Regions from separate parts of the Homo sapiens genome. Here region 2 is linked to region 1. The links are chromatin loops, found by intact Hi-C in ENCODE. Cell type or tissue: PC-3. All regions are shown on one strand. Each heading gives the region's core, and the rest is flanking DNA. Links, peaks and the distances in the headings are about the cores only. Region 1 overlaps CFAP70 (cilia and flagella associated protein 70). Region 2 overlaps MCU (mitochondrial calcium uniporter).

Evidence for each region. Peaks named below come from ENCODE experiments on the same cell type or tissue, not always from the same donor. Only the 100,000 strongest peaks of a DNase experiment are listed, where the experiment ranks them.
Region 2: it touches region 1 in a loop (2.4-fold over the local background); 1 of 110 quality-filtered maps calls a loop at or near these places.

What each region holds. Positions count from the first base shown.
Region 1 is chr10:73,259,833-73,268,483 of GRCh38, forward strand. All of the region lies in intron 26 of CFAP70 (cilia and flagella associated protein 70), which reads right to left. All of the region lies in intron 2 of DNAJC9-AS1 (DNAJC9 and MRPS16 antisense RNA 1), which reads left to right. Among named protein-coding and RNA genes, the nearest start is that of MRPS16, 12 kb to the left of the region's middle. In PC-3, for the core only: a CTCF peak has its summit at 4,215 (motif pointing right); DNase peaks (open chromatin) are centred at 2,479 and 4,299; H3K27ac peaks cover 318 bases.
Region 2 is chr10:72,759,574-72,767,573 of GRCh38, forward strand. All of the region lies in intron 1 of MCU (mitochondrial calcium uniporter), which reads left to right. LOC124902450 (a long non-coding RNA gene) reads left to right here. Exons shown (of 2, transcript XR_007062189.1): 1 at 1-1,099; 2 at 3,306-7,476. Among named protein-coding and RNA genes, the nearest start is that of MIR4676, 43 kb to the left of the region's middle. In PC-3, for the core only: no CTCF peak of the experiment used is centred there; a DNase peak (open chromatin) is centred at 4,838.

The DNA.
Region 1 (8,651 bases), core at 323-8,322:
CCAGCCTGGGCAACATGGTGAGACTCTGTCTCTACAAAAAATGAAAAAATTAGGCATGGTGGCACACATCTGTTGTCCCAGCTACTTGGGGGGCTGAGGCAGTAGGATCATTTGAGCCTAGAAGGTCGAGGCAGCAAGTAAGCTGTGTTCCTGCCACTGCATTCCAGCCTGGGTACCAGAGCAAGACCCTGTCTCAAAAAAAAAAGAAAAAAAAAGGACTTAGATCTTAGATTGTTAGGGCTGGGCACAGAGGCTCATGCCTATAATTGCAGCTCTTTGGAAAGCTGAGGCATGAGGATTACTTGAGGCCAGGAGTTCAAGACTAGCCTGGGCAACATAGTGAGACTCTGCTCTACACATAATAAAATAAATTATCCAGGAGTGGTGGTGCATGCCTGTAGTCCCAGCTACTCAGGAGGCTGAAACAGGAGGATCCCTTGAGCCCAGGATCGTCCCACTGCACTGCACTCCAACCTCAGCAACAGAGCAAGACCCTGTCTCTTAAGAAAAAAACTTAGGTCTTTAAACCAGTTGGAATTGTGTGTGATGTGTGAGGTAAGGAACTAATTTTTTTTTTAATATGGATAGTAGCCAGTTGTCCCATCACCATTTAGTGAAGAATCCATTTGTTTCTCATTTTGCAGGTGCTATATAGTGTCTTTATAAAAAAATAGCTATATTAAGGCATAACTTACATACCATAAAATTCACTAATTTTAACGTTATGTTGTGCAAGCATCAGCACAATCCAGTGTTAGAAGACTCCTGTTACTCCAAAAAGTTCTTTCATGCCTGTTTGCAGTTACTCTCCATCCTCACCTTTAGCTCCAGGCAACCATTGATCTATTTTCCTTATTTCAAATAAATAGAATCAAATAATATATAGTCTTCTGTGCTTTGCTTTTTTCACTTGCCATAATATTTTTGACATTTATCCATATTGTTACATGAATCAGAATTTCATTTTAACTGCTGAGTAGTACTCCATTGTATAAATATTCCTCATTTTATTTACCCATTCACTGATGGACATGTAAAATGTTCCCAGTTTTGTGCTATTATTAAATGCTGTGATAAAAGTTCATATACAAATTTTTGTGTGGACATATGTCTTCATTTCTCTTAGCTAGATATAGAGAAGTAGAATTGCTGGCACATATGGTAAATATGTGTAACTTTTTAAGAATCTGACAAACTGTTTTCCAAAGTGGTTGTACCAATTTACAACCCTACCAGTAATGTACGAGGATTCCAGTTTATCCACATCTTTGTTAATACTTGGCATTGTCTATCTTTTTTTTTTTTTTTTGAGACAAGATCTCATTCTGTCACCCAGGCTGGAGTGCAGTGGTGCCATCACAGGGGCTCACTGCAGCCTCAACCTTCCAGGAAAAGGTGATTCTCTCATCTCAGCCTCCCAAGTACATGGGACTACAGGCACATGCCACCACCCCTGGCTAATCTTTGTATTTTTTTGTATTTTTTATTTACTGTATTAGTCAGTTTTCATGCTGCTGATAAAGACATACCAGAGACTGGGCAATTTACAAAGGAAAGAGGTTTAATTGGACTCACAATTCCAAGTGGCTCGCGAGGCCTCACAATCATGGTGGAAGGCAAAGAGGAGTAAGTCACGTCTTACGTGGATGGTAGCAGGCAAAAAGAAGCTTGTGTAGGGAAACTCCCATTTTTAAAACCATCAGATCTTGTGAGACTCATTCACTACCAGGAGAACAGTGCAGAAAAGAGCCACCCCCATAATTCAATCAGCTCCCACCTGGTTCCTTCCACAACAAGTGGGAATTGTGGGAGTTACAATTCGAGATGAGATTTGGGTAGGGACACAGCCAAAATATATCAGATGGGGTTTCACCATGCTGTCCGAGCTGGTCTCAAACTCCCAGGCTCAAGCGATTTGCCTGCTCGAGCCTCCCAAAGTGCTGAGATTACAGGCATGAGCCACCATGCCTGGCCTATCTTTTTGATTTAAGCTATTCTAGTGGGTGTGTAGTGCGGTGTCAATCTGCATTATTTTAAGGGGTATTTTAAAATTTTTTGGACATAATTTCAGATTAAATAAAAGTTACAAAATCAGTTCTCTCTTCTCTCAGGAAAGAATACATGTACTGTATACATATTATATATATGTATACATATGTATATATGTATACATATGTATATATGTATATATTATATATGTATATATGTATATATTATATATTATATATGTATATATGTATATATTATATATGTATATATATAATACATATACAGTAGTCTCCCTTATCTGAGGTTTTGCTTTCCACACCTTCACTTACCCAAGATCAACCTCGGCCCACCAAGATCTGAAAATATTACATAGAAAATTCCAGAAATAAACAATTCATAAGTTTTAAATTGCACACTGCTATTATGAAGAGCCTGATGAAATCTTGTGCCATCCCTCCCAGGATGTGAGTCATCCCTTTGTCCAGCATATACCCACTGTAGACGCTACCTGCCAGTTAGTCACTTCATAGCCCTCTCCGTTATCAGATCAGCTGTCATGGTCTCACAGTGCTTGTATTCAAGCCACCCTTATTTTACTTAATAATGGACTCATAGCACAAAAGTAGTGATGCTGGCAATTTGGATATGCAAAAGAGAAGCCATAAAGTGCTTCCTTTTCATGAAAAGGTGAAAGCTCTTGACTTAATCAGGAAAGAAAAAAAATGTATGCTGAGGTTGCTAAGATCTGTATAATGAACTTATCTTTTATCCATGAAAATGTGAAGAAGGAAAAAGAAATTGTGCATATTTAGTAGCACCTGTGGGCTATTAGAAAAAAATTTTTAATAATTATTTTAAAAAAGAAATTCGTGCATGGTATATATAGGATTCAGTACTATCCTTTGTTACAGGTATCCACTGGGGGGTCTTGGAACATATCCCTGGGGAACAAGGAGGGATTACTGTATGTGTGTGTGTATAAAAGTTAGAAAAATATAGAAAAGTTAAAAATATGTAGAAAAGTTAAAGTATATATGTGTGTGTTTATCTACATAAACACACACCTAACTCTTCCTGAACATTTGCAAGTAAATTAGAGATATGATTCAATTTTAATACTTCAGAGTGTGTTTTCTAAAATCAAGGATATTCTCCTCTATAACCACAGTACAATTATCACAATCAGGAAGTTAGTATAGATAGAATACTATTATCTAATCTATAGACCTTATCAAGATTTTTCCAATTGTTCCAATAATATCATTCATTCATTTCTTCATTCACTCATTCATTTATTTGAGACAGGATCTTGCTGTATCACCCAGACTGGAGTGTAGTGGTGTGAACAGGTCACTGCTGCCTCGACCTCCTGGGCTCAAGCAATCCTCCCACCTCAGCCTCCCAAGTAGCTGGGACTACAAGTGCCATCATGCCCAGCTAATTTTTTTAATGTTTTGTAGAGATAAAGTCTCACTATGTCGCCCAGGCTGTTCTTAAATTCCAGGGCTCAATTGGCCTCCCAAAGTGCCGGGATTACAGGCATGAGCCACCACGCCCAGCCCAATAATGTCTTTATGAGAAAATAAATCCAAGATCATGCATTGTATTTATTATTTATGTCTCCAGTTTCTTTTAATCTGGAATAGTTCTTGAGTCTTTGTGTTTCGTAACACTGGCATTTTTTAAAAATAGAGCACTATTTTGTAAACTATTCCCCAATTCATATTTGTCTAATGTTCCCTCATAATCATATCAGGTTATGAACTTTTAACAGGAATACCATAAAAATGTTCTGTTCTCAGTGCACCATATCAGGAAGCACAAGCTGCTTATCTCAATACTTGTGATGTTAACTTTGATCATTTATTACATTGCTATCTGCCAGGTTTTTCTACTCTAATGTTACTATTTTCCCCTTTGTAATTAATAAGTATCTTGTGGGGAGATACTTTGAGACTATGAAATATTTTCTTACTCCTTGAACTTTTCAACCATAATTTTAGCATACATTGATGATTGTCCACTGAATCTATTATGATGGTTTCCAAATTGCGATTTTCCAATTCCATCATTCTTCATACATTTAGCAGTTGGCCTTTGACTGTAAGCTTTCCTTTCTCTACCACTTATTTGTTTAATTATATCACTGTGGGCTCATAGATTCTTATTTGTAATCCTTTTCTACAAATTATTTATTTGGATGCTCAAATTATCCTTGTTTTAGCCAGCAGGTGTCCCCACTTCAAGCTAGTTTCTGTTTGTTTTATTTTTTCCCTATGCTGTTTTGATATGTGCCAGTCTTTCTTTGAACATTTTTTACTTTCTGACTCAACAAGATCTCAGACTCATCTTTTACTTTCCATGCACTAGTTCTGGAATTTTGGCCATCTTCCAAGAAGCCTCTGGTCCCCCCACAAACCCTTTCCTTCTAAACTGGACAAATGCCCTAGTTTCTTAAATGGATTTAGAAACCAAGACCTGAGCATTAGATGTGCTTATGCCCCCTGCCACCACTATTTATTTTTGAGACACAGGTATTTAGACACATATGAATATATTTCTATAAATACACATATATTTCTATATACCTATTTATACCTGTATCTATTTAATCTATCAAACAATGAGCTCTTATCAGTATCTCCCATTCTAATCCACCACTACAAGGTCATTCTATCCTTCTTGTTTCCACATTTGTAACTTCCTTTGAAGCACAGTGAAAAATGTGACTCCCATTATCCACAACATAATTATTTGTTAAATCATAGAATACCTAGTAATTTCAGAACTGCTAACTCATGACTTTGCAAAAATGAAGCCTAAAACTATACTCTAAAATGTGTATAAAGGTTTTTTCTCTTTAGCCTGATATATAGTATGTATTAGTCTACATTGCAAAGAATGTTTTCAAAAGTACCATGAGTTAATTATTTTTCTGCATTGTCAGTCTAATTACGTTATTCATTTGAAATACAATTTTATTTGGTTTTGTTTGTACGTAATTATGTGGTCTCCCCATTTCTTGCTGATTTTCTTTTTTAAAAAATATACGAAACATTAGCATTGTCCCAAAAGTCAGAACTCTACAAAAAGGGACATCACAGTGTCATCCCTCTCATTTCCTCCCTCCTCTACCCATGCCCACTCATGTCCTGTAGAATCTACTCTCATTAATCTCGGTTTATCCTTCCTCTGCTTCTTTTTGCACTAAAGAAGAGATTCGGCCGGGTGCGGTGGCTCACGCCTGTAATCCCAGCACTTTGGGAGGCCGAGATGGGCGGATCACGAGGTCAGGAGATCGAGACCATCCTGGCTAACACGGTGAAACCGTGTCTCTACTAAAAATACAAAAAATTAGCCGGGCGTGGTGGCCGGCGCCTGTAGTTCCAGCTACTGGGGAGGCTGAGGCAGGAGAATGGTGAACCTGGGAGGCGGAGCTTGCAGTGAGCCCAGATCGCGCCACTGCACTCCAGTCTGGGCAACAGAGAGACTCCATCTCAAAAAAAAAAAAAAAAGAAGAAGAAGAAGAGATTCATGTATATTTTCTTCTTTTTCCTTCTCTCTTATACAAAAGGTGGTATAATCTTGCACTTCACTTTTTTTACTTAATAATATAAACTGAAAATCATTCCACATCAGTTCATAGAGATCTTCCTCATTATTTTTATTCAGGGGCATAGTATTCCATTATGTGAATATACTATAGTTTATTTAGACATTCTCCCATGTTTAATAAATGAACTCCATTTAGGTTGTTTCCATTATTTTGCAATTGCAATAATGCTGTAATTAATAACTTGCGCACGCTCATTTTCAAATTGCTAGAGGAAGCGCATCATGGTAAATTTCTAGAAAACTCCAATTACTTTTAAATACCATCTACTCAAAACCTAAGTTTCCATATATATGTCAGTCTATTTCTGTCTGCCAATTGTTTCACTTACCTACTCTTACACTAATAGCACTCAGTGTTAATTGTTGCAGCTTCATAATAAGGCTTGATATTTAATAGGAAAGCCACTCTTACTCTTTCTTTCATACTGTCATAGCTATTTTTTTTTTTTTGGTCTTTATTCAACCAAGTGAATTTTAGGATTTATCTCATCAAGTTCCTTGAAAATATTATGTTATTATTTTTATTGGAATTGCCTTAAACTTAGATATTAACTTAGGGAAAACTTTCATCTTTATGTCATCAGAACTTCCTGCCCATGGACATGGTATATCTTTCTATTAGATTTTCTTTTACAATAAAGTTTTATGATTTTCCCCACACAGGTCTTGAATGGGATTTTAAAAATCAGACTTTCAAATTGATTGTTCCTGATTTTGATGACATTGATTTTTATATTGATTTTTATCCAGCAACTTTGTCCATCCACTTCTTTGCGTTAATCTTCATTGACTAAATTTATATTATTCAAAAGTCAAAAGGATATAATAAAGCATACAATGAGTTTTGCTTCCACCCGTCTCCCTATACACCCTGTTCCCCAATGACTGCCCTGACTAGTAACCATCATTGTTAGTTTTTTATCTACCATTTCAGTAGTGAACTCTTTTATTACATATTTCAGTTTGCTTGTAGATTTTCTTGGGTTCCTACCTAATCCTTTTACCTTCAGTTTCTTTTATGTGTGTATGTATATGTGTTATTGCCTTAATGGAACCTCCAGTATAGTTTCAAGTAGAAGTGACGATAACATTTTCCTTATCTTGTTCCTGACTTCAAAAGGAATGCTTCTAACTTTTCACCATTTCATATAATAGTTTAGATTTTGGGACATGTAGTTTCAGATTTTAAAAAAGCTAGTTTGCTTTTTTAAAAAGTCATGAATGGGTGTTAATTTTAGCCAATGATTTAGTTTTTAAAATAATTAATAGAATAAGAATAGCCTATGATTTTAATTTAGTCTCCATTTTGCTGCTAATATTATTTGTGTCTTTCCATTTTAAACAAAATTCTTAGTCATGCAAGAGGTTTGTCTGTTCACTAGTCTCTGCAAAAAACAGCTCATAATTTTGTTAATCCTATTATGTCCTTGTTGAAATTTTCATTTATTTCTACTCCTTATCATTTTCTCAATTATCATTTCTTTGAGTTTCCTTGCTTTCCCTTTACTACTTTATTTATTTAAAAATTAATTCATTGATTTTCAATCTTTGTTTCTAACATATGTATTTAAGGCTATAAATTACCCTCTATTTATTGCTTTAATTTTATCCCATAATTCTAATATATATTGGCTTTGTTTTTATTCAGCCTCATTTCAGTTATGTACTGAAGTATAACAAACCAACCCAAAACTTAATGGCTTAAAACATAATATGTTATTTCTCAAAATTCTACAGGTAATTTGGGCTGTTTTGCTGGTTTTCCCTGAGATCACTCATGCAGCTGAGGTCATATGACAATTTGGCTAGGACTGAAGGATCCAAGAAAACCTTACTCAAATAGCAGTTAATGTTGGCTGTTGGCTGGAGTGGTTCAGTTCTCTTCCATGTGGACTACTATAGCCTTCTATAGGCTAAACTGGGCTTCTTCACAGCACAGTGGTCCCAGAGTTTCAAGAGTGGTAGCTGAAGGCTTCTAAAAGCCTAACCTCTGAGAATTCACACAATGTCACTTGCACCATATTCTACTGGTCAGGGAAAGTCACAAGTTTAGCTTAGATTCAAGGGGGTGGAGAAATGAGAAAGAGACTCCGTCTCTTGATGGGAGTGAGTGGCAACATAACATTGCAAAGGATGTGGACATGACAGCATAATTAAATGGGGATCATTATTATAAAAATCTACTATAAGGCCTAATTTTCTACTGCTGTGTATAACACCCATTTATCATATCACATTTTCCATAGATCAGAAGCCTGACATTATTCAACTAGTTCTTTGCTTAGGGTCTCACAAGGCCAAAATCAAGGTGTCATCTATGCTGAGTTCTTATTTGCAGGCTCTGGAGAAGAATGTACTCCCAAGCTTATTCAGTTTGTTGGTAGAATTCAGTTCTTTGTGTTTATAGGTTCCTATAAGGTCCCTGTTTCCTTGCTGGCTCTCAGCAGGGGCTGCTGTTAGCTTCTAGATGCCACCCACATTCCTTGACATGTGGTCCTTCTCCATATTCAAGCCAGAGATGCTATACTGAATGATTCTTATGTTTCAAATCTGACATCCTTTCTGCCCCCACCACCAGAGAAAACTCTCTGCTTTTAGAAGACTTACCTGACTGGGTCAGGTCCACCCAGATAATCTCTGTATTTTAATGTCAACTGATTTGGTATTTTATTTACATCTGCAAAATCATTTTACAGCAGTACCTACATTAGTGTTTAATAGATTAATCTTAGGGGAGGGGGCCATCTTTAGAATTCTACCTAGCACAAAAGATTTCATATTTGAAGTGTCACAAGGTTTCTTCATTGACTTATTAATTAATTACAAGCATGTTTTCAGTTTCCAAAGGTATATGAGTCTTTTGGGCTTTATTTTGGTTGTTGATTTATAATTTTACTGCCATGTGATCTGTATGTATTTGTTGAACCCCTCTTTCTGGTTTTGCATGTGGTCAACCTTTATACATAACTCATTTGTACTTGAAAAGAATATGTGTCCTCTCATTGTTAAGTGAAGAGTTCTACATTGGTGTTTGAACTCAAACCTGT
Region 2 (8,000 bases), core at 1-8,000, 500 kb before region 1:
ATTAAGTCTATGAAATTTGTTTTAAAATAAAAACTCTCAGTACAAAAATAAATACTCTTACAGACTGAATGTTTCTTCCCCCCAAATTGATACTACAAATTTACATATTATAGGGTTGAAGCCTAACCCTCAATGTGACTATTTGGAGATAGTGGCCTGGGAGGAAGTGACAGAGGTTAAATGAAGTCATAAGGGTGGACCCCTAATCCTATAGGGCTGGTGCCTGTTTAAGAAGAAGACATGCCAGAGCTCTTTCTCTCCACCGTGTGAGAATACAGTGTGAAGGTAGCTGCCTGCAAGCCAAGAAGAGAGCCCTCACCAGAAACCAATCCTTGATTTGGAGCTTCTAGCCTCTAGAACTGTGAGAAAATAAATTTCTGTTGTTGAAGCCATCCACTCTTTGATATTTTGACAGCCTGAGCAGACTGAGATACTCCTGATGCTACATTATTTTTAAATTCTGTAAAACTTTAAATTTTTTTTTTTTTTGAGACAGAGTCTAGCTCTTTTGCCTGGGCTAGAGTGTAGTTGCGTGATCACAGCTCACCGTAGCCTCGACCTTTTGTATTCAAGTGATCTTCCTACCTCAGCCTCCTGAGTAGCAAGGACCACAGGCATATACCATGATGCCGGGCTAATTTATTTTATTTTATTTTTGGTGGAGACAATGTCTCACTATATTGCTCAGGCTGCTCTTGAAGTCCTGGGCTCAAGCGATCCTCCCATCTCAGCCTCTCAAAGTATGGGGATTACAGGTGTGAGCCACCTCACCCAGCCAAAATTTTGAAATCTTTATTCAAGAAATGGTTCCCTGAAAAACCAGGTTATAATGCTCAAAAGTCACACTTTAAGAGAAAGGAATATTTAGTGAGCACTTAACACCAGGGCTTGTTTTAGATTTATTTAAAAATATATTTTATAATTTGGTCCTCAAAAAACCCTACGTCATAAATGTTTTGGTTTTCTTTTGTTTTTAGAGAGGGTCTCACCCCGTCACCCAGGCTGAAGTGCGGTGGCATGATCTTGGCTCACTGCAGCCTCAAACTCCTGGGCTCAAGCAATCCTTCTTTCTCAGCATCCTGAATAGCTAGTACTACAGGTGTGTGCCGCCATGTCTGGTTACTTAAATTTTTTTTTTCTTTCTTTTTTTTTTTTTTTTTGCAGAGACAGGGTCTCACTGTGTTGCCTAGGCTGGTCTTGAACTCTTGGCTCAAGCAAGTCTCCCACCTCGGCCTCTCAAAGTGCTGCGATTACAGGCATGAGCCACTGTGCCAGGCCCATAGATATTTTCATTCCTATTCAATAGACAAGGCAACTAAAACCCAAGATCTTACAATTAGTAAATGATAGGGCTGAAATTCAAACATAGTCTCTCAGAAGCTTTTAAATTATGTCCTGATACCTTCTGTTTCTTCTAGTTGTACTGGACTCAGTCAAATGCCAGGCAGGATACAAAGGTTAGTGCCACCGTAGAATGTTATAAGTTGGAAAAAAATTGTAGACTTCATCTAATCTAACTTTCTCATTTTATGGATGAGAAAACTAAGGTCCAGAGAGTTAATGAAGTGACTGAAGATTAGAGCTAATTAGTGAAGTGTGAAGATCAATATTGCTAATGTTTTGCAGTCCATTTTTAAACCTGTGTAAATGCTAACCATTAGTAATGAGAAGCGTCAGAAAATGTTGAACAAAAGGTTTGAGTTGTATGTGGAACCAATCTTAAGCCACCAAATGAGCCTACATTTGTAATCTTTCTACTTTGTGTCTCCCAAAGAATGGAAGTAACAGTTGATAAGAAAGATAGGGCTGTCATATAATTTATAGACCTATTTTCATCTTGGAAAATTTATTCTGAGGTACAAAGAAAACGAAGTTATCTTATGGCCAGAATACCTTTTCTCACCTTGTCACGTGATGGTACTTTTTGGTATTTTATGATCGGCACTGCCATGCCTTCATGGGGACCTGTCTTTTTGCAAGTTCTTTCTCAACTGTGATGACTGACTTTGCCCAAATTCCAGATTTGATTAGTGGAAAGAATGATATATATGTTGATGTAAGACATTTAATTTCTTTTTTTAAAAGTATTTTTTAATTTCAATAGCTTTTGGGCTACAGGTGGTTTGGTTACAACCACCTGTAACATAGATGGTTACATAGTTTTTTGATTGTATAGATGAAGTATATAGTGGTGAATTCTGAGATTTTAGTGTACCAATTACCTGAGTAGTGTACATTGTACCCAATATGTAGTTTTTTTATTCCACACTCCCTCCTCTGAGTCTCCAAAGTCCATTATATCACTCTGTATGCCTTTGTGTACTCAGAGCTTAGCTCCCACTTGTAAGTGAGAAGATTTAGGAACGTATTTTTAGTTCTATCAGTTCCAAGATCTTTTAAGAACTATTTTATTTATCCAAAGTGATTTGTCCTTAGGCTCCTTAGGCCCCCTGAATATCTGACAAAATATATTAGTACTGGAAGTTCAGCCCTTAAATCAAGGATTTGGAAATCTTCAGAAAGTATGAAAATACCATTTTATAACCCTCTAAAATCAAAACATACAAACCTGCTAGATTAAATCAGGAAGAAAAGAAACCCTGAACAGACCAATAGCAAGCAGTGAGATTGAATCAGTAATTTTAAAACTGCCAACAAAAACAAAAAAAGCCCAGGGCCAGATGGATTCACAGCTGAAATCTACCAGACATTCAAAGAAGAATTGGTACCAATCAATCCTAGTGAAACTATTCCAAAAGACTGAGAAAAAGGGAATCCTCCCTAAATCATTCCTAATGACAATACATACTATGATTTTAAAAAATAGATGGTATTTGATATAATAGAGGAACAGGGATTTTTTTTTTTTAAACTACATACATGCAAGTTCCATGGAAAGACTGGGTCACAGTGAATCCTTGTCTTGTTAATAAAAAGAGGCATGTGAGAAGTAGTAAACTGGAAGGACTGGTGAGGAAATGTGAAAGGAACTCATATTGCCAATTAAGATTCTGGATTGAAGAAAAATGTTTTAATTATACTAATAGAATCTTTTTAATTATGAACATGTGTCAGTTCTAAAATACTATTGAGCACCTCTACGTACAGGAACTATGCTAGGTACTGGGAATGCAGTTTTAAGTAAGATAGATTTTCTGCCTTCGATATTGTTAAGGTTTAGTCAGGAAGCAGGCACAGATAGTGATAGTATAATGTCATAAAACTGTTCCCCAGTGTATTAGGTGTTTTTTTTTTCCTGCAGTAATAAATTAAAATAACAAATTTATTATCTTGCATTTCTGTAGGTCAGAAATCTGACAGAGGTCCCACTGGGCTAAAATCAACGTGTCTTCAGGGATGTGTTCCTTTCTGGACCTGTGAGAGCAGAATCTGTTTCCTTGCCTTTTCTGGTTTCTGGAGACTACCCACATTTCCTTGGTTCATGATTTTTTTCTCCATCTTCAAAGCTAGTGTTTTCTGTTCCTTTCAGGCTGCCATCTCTCTGGTTCTCTGGAGCTGGAACAGGTTTTCTGATTTTAATTGATTAAATAACTGTGATTAGATTGTGCCCACCTGGATAATCCTGGGTGCAAACTTTTTCATTTTTACATCAAAGTCCTTAGCCACATCTGTAAAGTTCCTTTTGCCACGTAAGGTAACATATTCACTAATTTTGAGGATTAGGGCATGGACACATTTTGGGGTCCTTATTTCACCTACCATACTAAGGAAATATCAAAGAGTCTGGCACCTAACCCAGTTTAGGAGCCCAGGAAAAGCTTCGAGGAGCAGATCAGCTGGGTCTCAAACTGGGTGAAGCGGGAGTATGAGTGGCTGCTGGCTGGGTGTCAAATGAGTGAGGGAAAGGCATTTGAGCTAAGGGGAGCTACATGAGTATATATAGAGGTGTGAAAAAGAATGGGTTTTAACATTAATTTTTATTTTTTAAAGAATCACAAATCAGTAAAAATGTAGTATGAAATGGTAGCTTGGGGATGAGTAGGGATGGAGAGAAAGGTTTGATTATGGTGGGACTTTGCATACTGTGCTTTACAGCTTCAGTTTATCCTGTAGACAGTGGCATGACATTGAAGGATTTGAAACTGGCGAGTGACTTGATTAGATTTCACTTTAGGTAGATCATATTCAGCTGTCTGGAGGGGGAATAGGCTGGCGGTAAAGAGACTGAAAAGGCTTTTACTATATAGTTCAGGTATCTTTATATATAATTCAGCTGATTAAGTTTTTGGCTTAGGTGACTGAGTCATACCATCAGAGATAGGAAAATACAGAAAGAAAGCTATGAGAGGTGTAAGGTAATATTAATACTCTCCCCTTCACACTCCCCTTCCACACACACACACGCATGTGCTCAACCAAAGAATGAACCTTGATTAAAGTCAGCCTAAATTTCTATTTTTTTTCTCTAAAAGTAGCCATTTACCATCAGTAAATAAGCAGAACAGTTTAGGTTGAACTGTTATATTTTCCCTTCTTAGGAGCTGACTTTATTTCCTTTAGCATCCCCTTCACATTTACATAATGTTGACTGGACACATGTTTTGTCTTTCCTTGTCCTGTGGCTTTCAGTTCCACTAAATGATTTAAGAAATTAAGGCATTGTACAAGTCCATTCCAGTTTACTTTCTTCTTCATTTTGCTGTGGTGATTGAGCCAGTTTCTGGCTTTCCAAATAGCCCATTATTCAATTTAATGGACAGTGTAATCTTGTCTGCAGAAGGAACTTGTTATTTGAAGATATCAGAAACATTCCAGGGACATAGTTACTGGTTGGGAGTGGAATTTGTGTGTAGACCTGGTATTAAAAAAACCTTGTGGTTTTGCAGCATTCTAATGTATTGCATACCTAGGAATTCTAGCTATTTTGAAAGATGATTCTGTGGTTGGTCCAGTAGCTAAAAGGTAACATAACATTTGAGCACATGTGCCCAAATATGTTGTTTACCAGATGAATTAAGAGTTCTTACATTACACTGCTAAAACTATAAAATGTTTAAATGGTGATTATACTTTTTCATTGGGAAGACTATGCAGTAGGGAAGAATTACAATTTGGATTTAAAGTATTACATTCCCCTAAACAGATTTGGGGTTATAATTTTAATATTTCTAATTGAGATATGGGCTGCAGTCTACTCAGAGTAACTAAGAAATGTAATTGCCATGAAGTTCTGAGTAGATGTATATGACTTTTGGCTATATTAAGAGAATAGGATTTATCAGGGAATGGTCTGAATTTCTATAGCACAAGTTAACTGTAAATACTTTGAGAAAGCCACTAAATAGATTCATTAATGACCACATATTTATAGAACAGGAAAACATACGACTTATATTGATGTGATTTTTGCCCTTATAAAGAATTAAATATTAGAGGGCCGGGAGTAATGGCTTGTGCCTGTAATCTCAGCACTTTGGGAGGCCGAGGTGGGCAGATCGCTTGAGCCCAGGAGTTCAAGAACATCTTGGGCAACATGGTGAACCCCATCTCTTAAAAAAAAAAAAAAAAAAAGAGAGAGTTAGGGCATGTAGAACAAGAGTTTTAATGAAAAGATTTTTGTGTTTTGGCCCTTAACCTCGGTCTATAAATTCAGTTGTTGATAGCATAGTGCAGTTAATTTACAACTATTTGATTGTTTAGAAATGTATTAATTAAAATAGTTTTGCCCATAAAATGTTGCAAAATCTATAAATGGTTTCGTAAGAAGTACTATAAAAGAGGAGATGATAGAAGAGGGTAATGAGTAGAAGGGAAAGGTTTTATTAGCCTTTTGTTCTTCTTTATGCTACCTCCTTCTATAAAGTTGTTATTTCCTAGGTCATGTTTTATATTTCAAAGATTATTATTTTAATAATCTGTAGGGCTTTCTATTATAGATATTATTAAGGCAAATACCTCCAGGAAGAATAAGCAATAAGTCTGGGCATGGTGACTCACACTTGTATTCCCAGCATTTTGGAAGGCAAAGGCAGGAAGATAGCTTGTGCCCAGGAGTTCAAGACTAGCCTGGATAACATAGCAAGACTCCATCTATACAAAAAATAAGAAATATAGCCAGGCATGGTGGCACGTATCTCTGGTGCCAGCTACTCCAGAGGCTGAGGCAGGAGGATTGCTTAAGCCCAATATGTTGATGCTGCAGTGAGTTATGATCTACACTCTAGCCTGGGTAACAAAGCCAGACGCTGTCTCAAAAAAAAAAAAAAAAAAAAAAGAAAGAAACTCGACAGAATAAAAACAATTCAGATGACTATTTTCTTTTATTTTATTTTCTTTTTCTTTTTTTTGAGTCAGAATCTTGCTCCCAGGCTGGAAGACATGGAGTGCAATGGCGAGATCATAACTCACTGCAGCCTTGACCTCCTAGGCTCCACTGATCTTCTTGACTCAGCCTCTTGAGTAGCTGGGACTACAGGCATGTGCCACCACACCCAGCTAATTTTTAAATTTTTTGTAGAGATGTGGGGGTCTCACTGTTTTGCGGGCTAGTCTTGAACACCTGGCCTCAAGCAGTCCTCTCACCATGGCCTTCCACAGTGCTGGGATTGCAGGCGTGAGCCACCATGACTGACTGTTTTTCATTTCTTGACATTCATATCAATTGGAATAAAGTTAAGAGAAAGTTGCAAATTTCAAGTACCTTTTGTGTGGCTCTTTTTTCTTGTCTTTCTTTTTATAGTATAAGTATGACAAGACTAGATTTTCTTGAATCTCAGATTAAACCCAACGTGTCTTAATTAGCATTAGCAATTTATGGCAAAAGTCAAGGTTTGCCACAGTCTCTGCAGTTCAGATATCAGCTTTTCTTTTAATGGCCTTTATATATTGCTAAGTACAAAATATGCAAGAAAAAGACAACCTATGTTTATTCATTACACATAGATCATTGAAGTCATGAATTAGAAATCTGTACCTTAGAGCTGCTTGGACTACTAGAACCCTTGAATATTTTTCAATTTTACCTTTAACTAAAAAAAATTCCTTTCTCATCTGTACTTTAGGAGATTGCAGAATCTTGTGGCGAGGGTATTAAAACTGACCATTCAAAGTCATAGCCCATTTCTTGGTACTTGCATTTCTCTCTGTGTAAAATTGGTACTTCATAGCCTTCTGATCCTGTATTTCTGATACTTATTGATCAATTATGATTGAAAGCCAGGTTGTTTAACGCTCTGTCAGTCTTCAAATGAACTTTTATTTATTAAACTGTTTATTCCTTCTGATTTAAATAAATTTCATTTCCCAAAGATGAGTAGGTATGAAAAATAATACTCAGAAGAGATTGTTCTTGTGGGGAGAACTGCTTCTACAGGATCTAGCTTTGATTTTGTATCTTTCAATCTTTTTAAAATCAACTTTAACGAATTTAAACCTATTTTAAGTGTACAAGTAATAAGTTTGACAATTGTATGTGACTTCTACCACAATAAAATATAGAACATTTTTATCATTCTATAAGTTCCCTTGTGCTGCTTTGCAAAGTTACCTGTCTTCTGTCATTAAAAATTAGTTTTAGAGTCTGTATATAAGAATTATGATTTATTTGTCTTTTCGTTATTTTGTGAAAAGGATGATTTCATGTCTTTTTTTTTATTTTAATGGATTACTTTGGTTTAAGACTTCAGGAGTTTCCAAATTAAAATAATTTCCTTTCTGCTGTCTGTCATGATCTTCTCGTTTCTGAAGTTGCCTAGGAAAGGTCTTAGCTGCAATTCATAGTTAAGAAAACTGAGACACAGGTATTATAGAGGCTCAGAGATTACATAGGACTATGTGAGTTCTTGCTTGTTGAAAAAGGACTCGGAAGTCTTGTGAGGAGAATGAAAATATTTTGATTTGACTATATTTATGGTTTGTAATATCAAATAGGTTCATTTCAGCTCTTTTGTATTTAATTTAATTTAATTTAATTTAACTGTGTTTTAATTTTTTTTGTAGAGATGAGGTCTCACTATGTTGCTTGGGTTGGTCTTGAACCC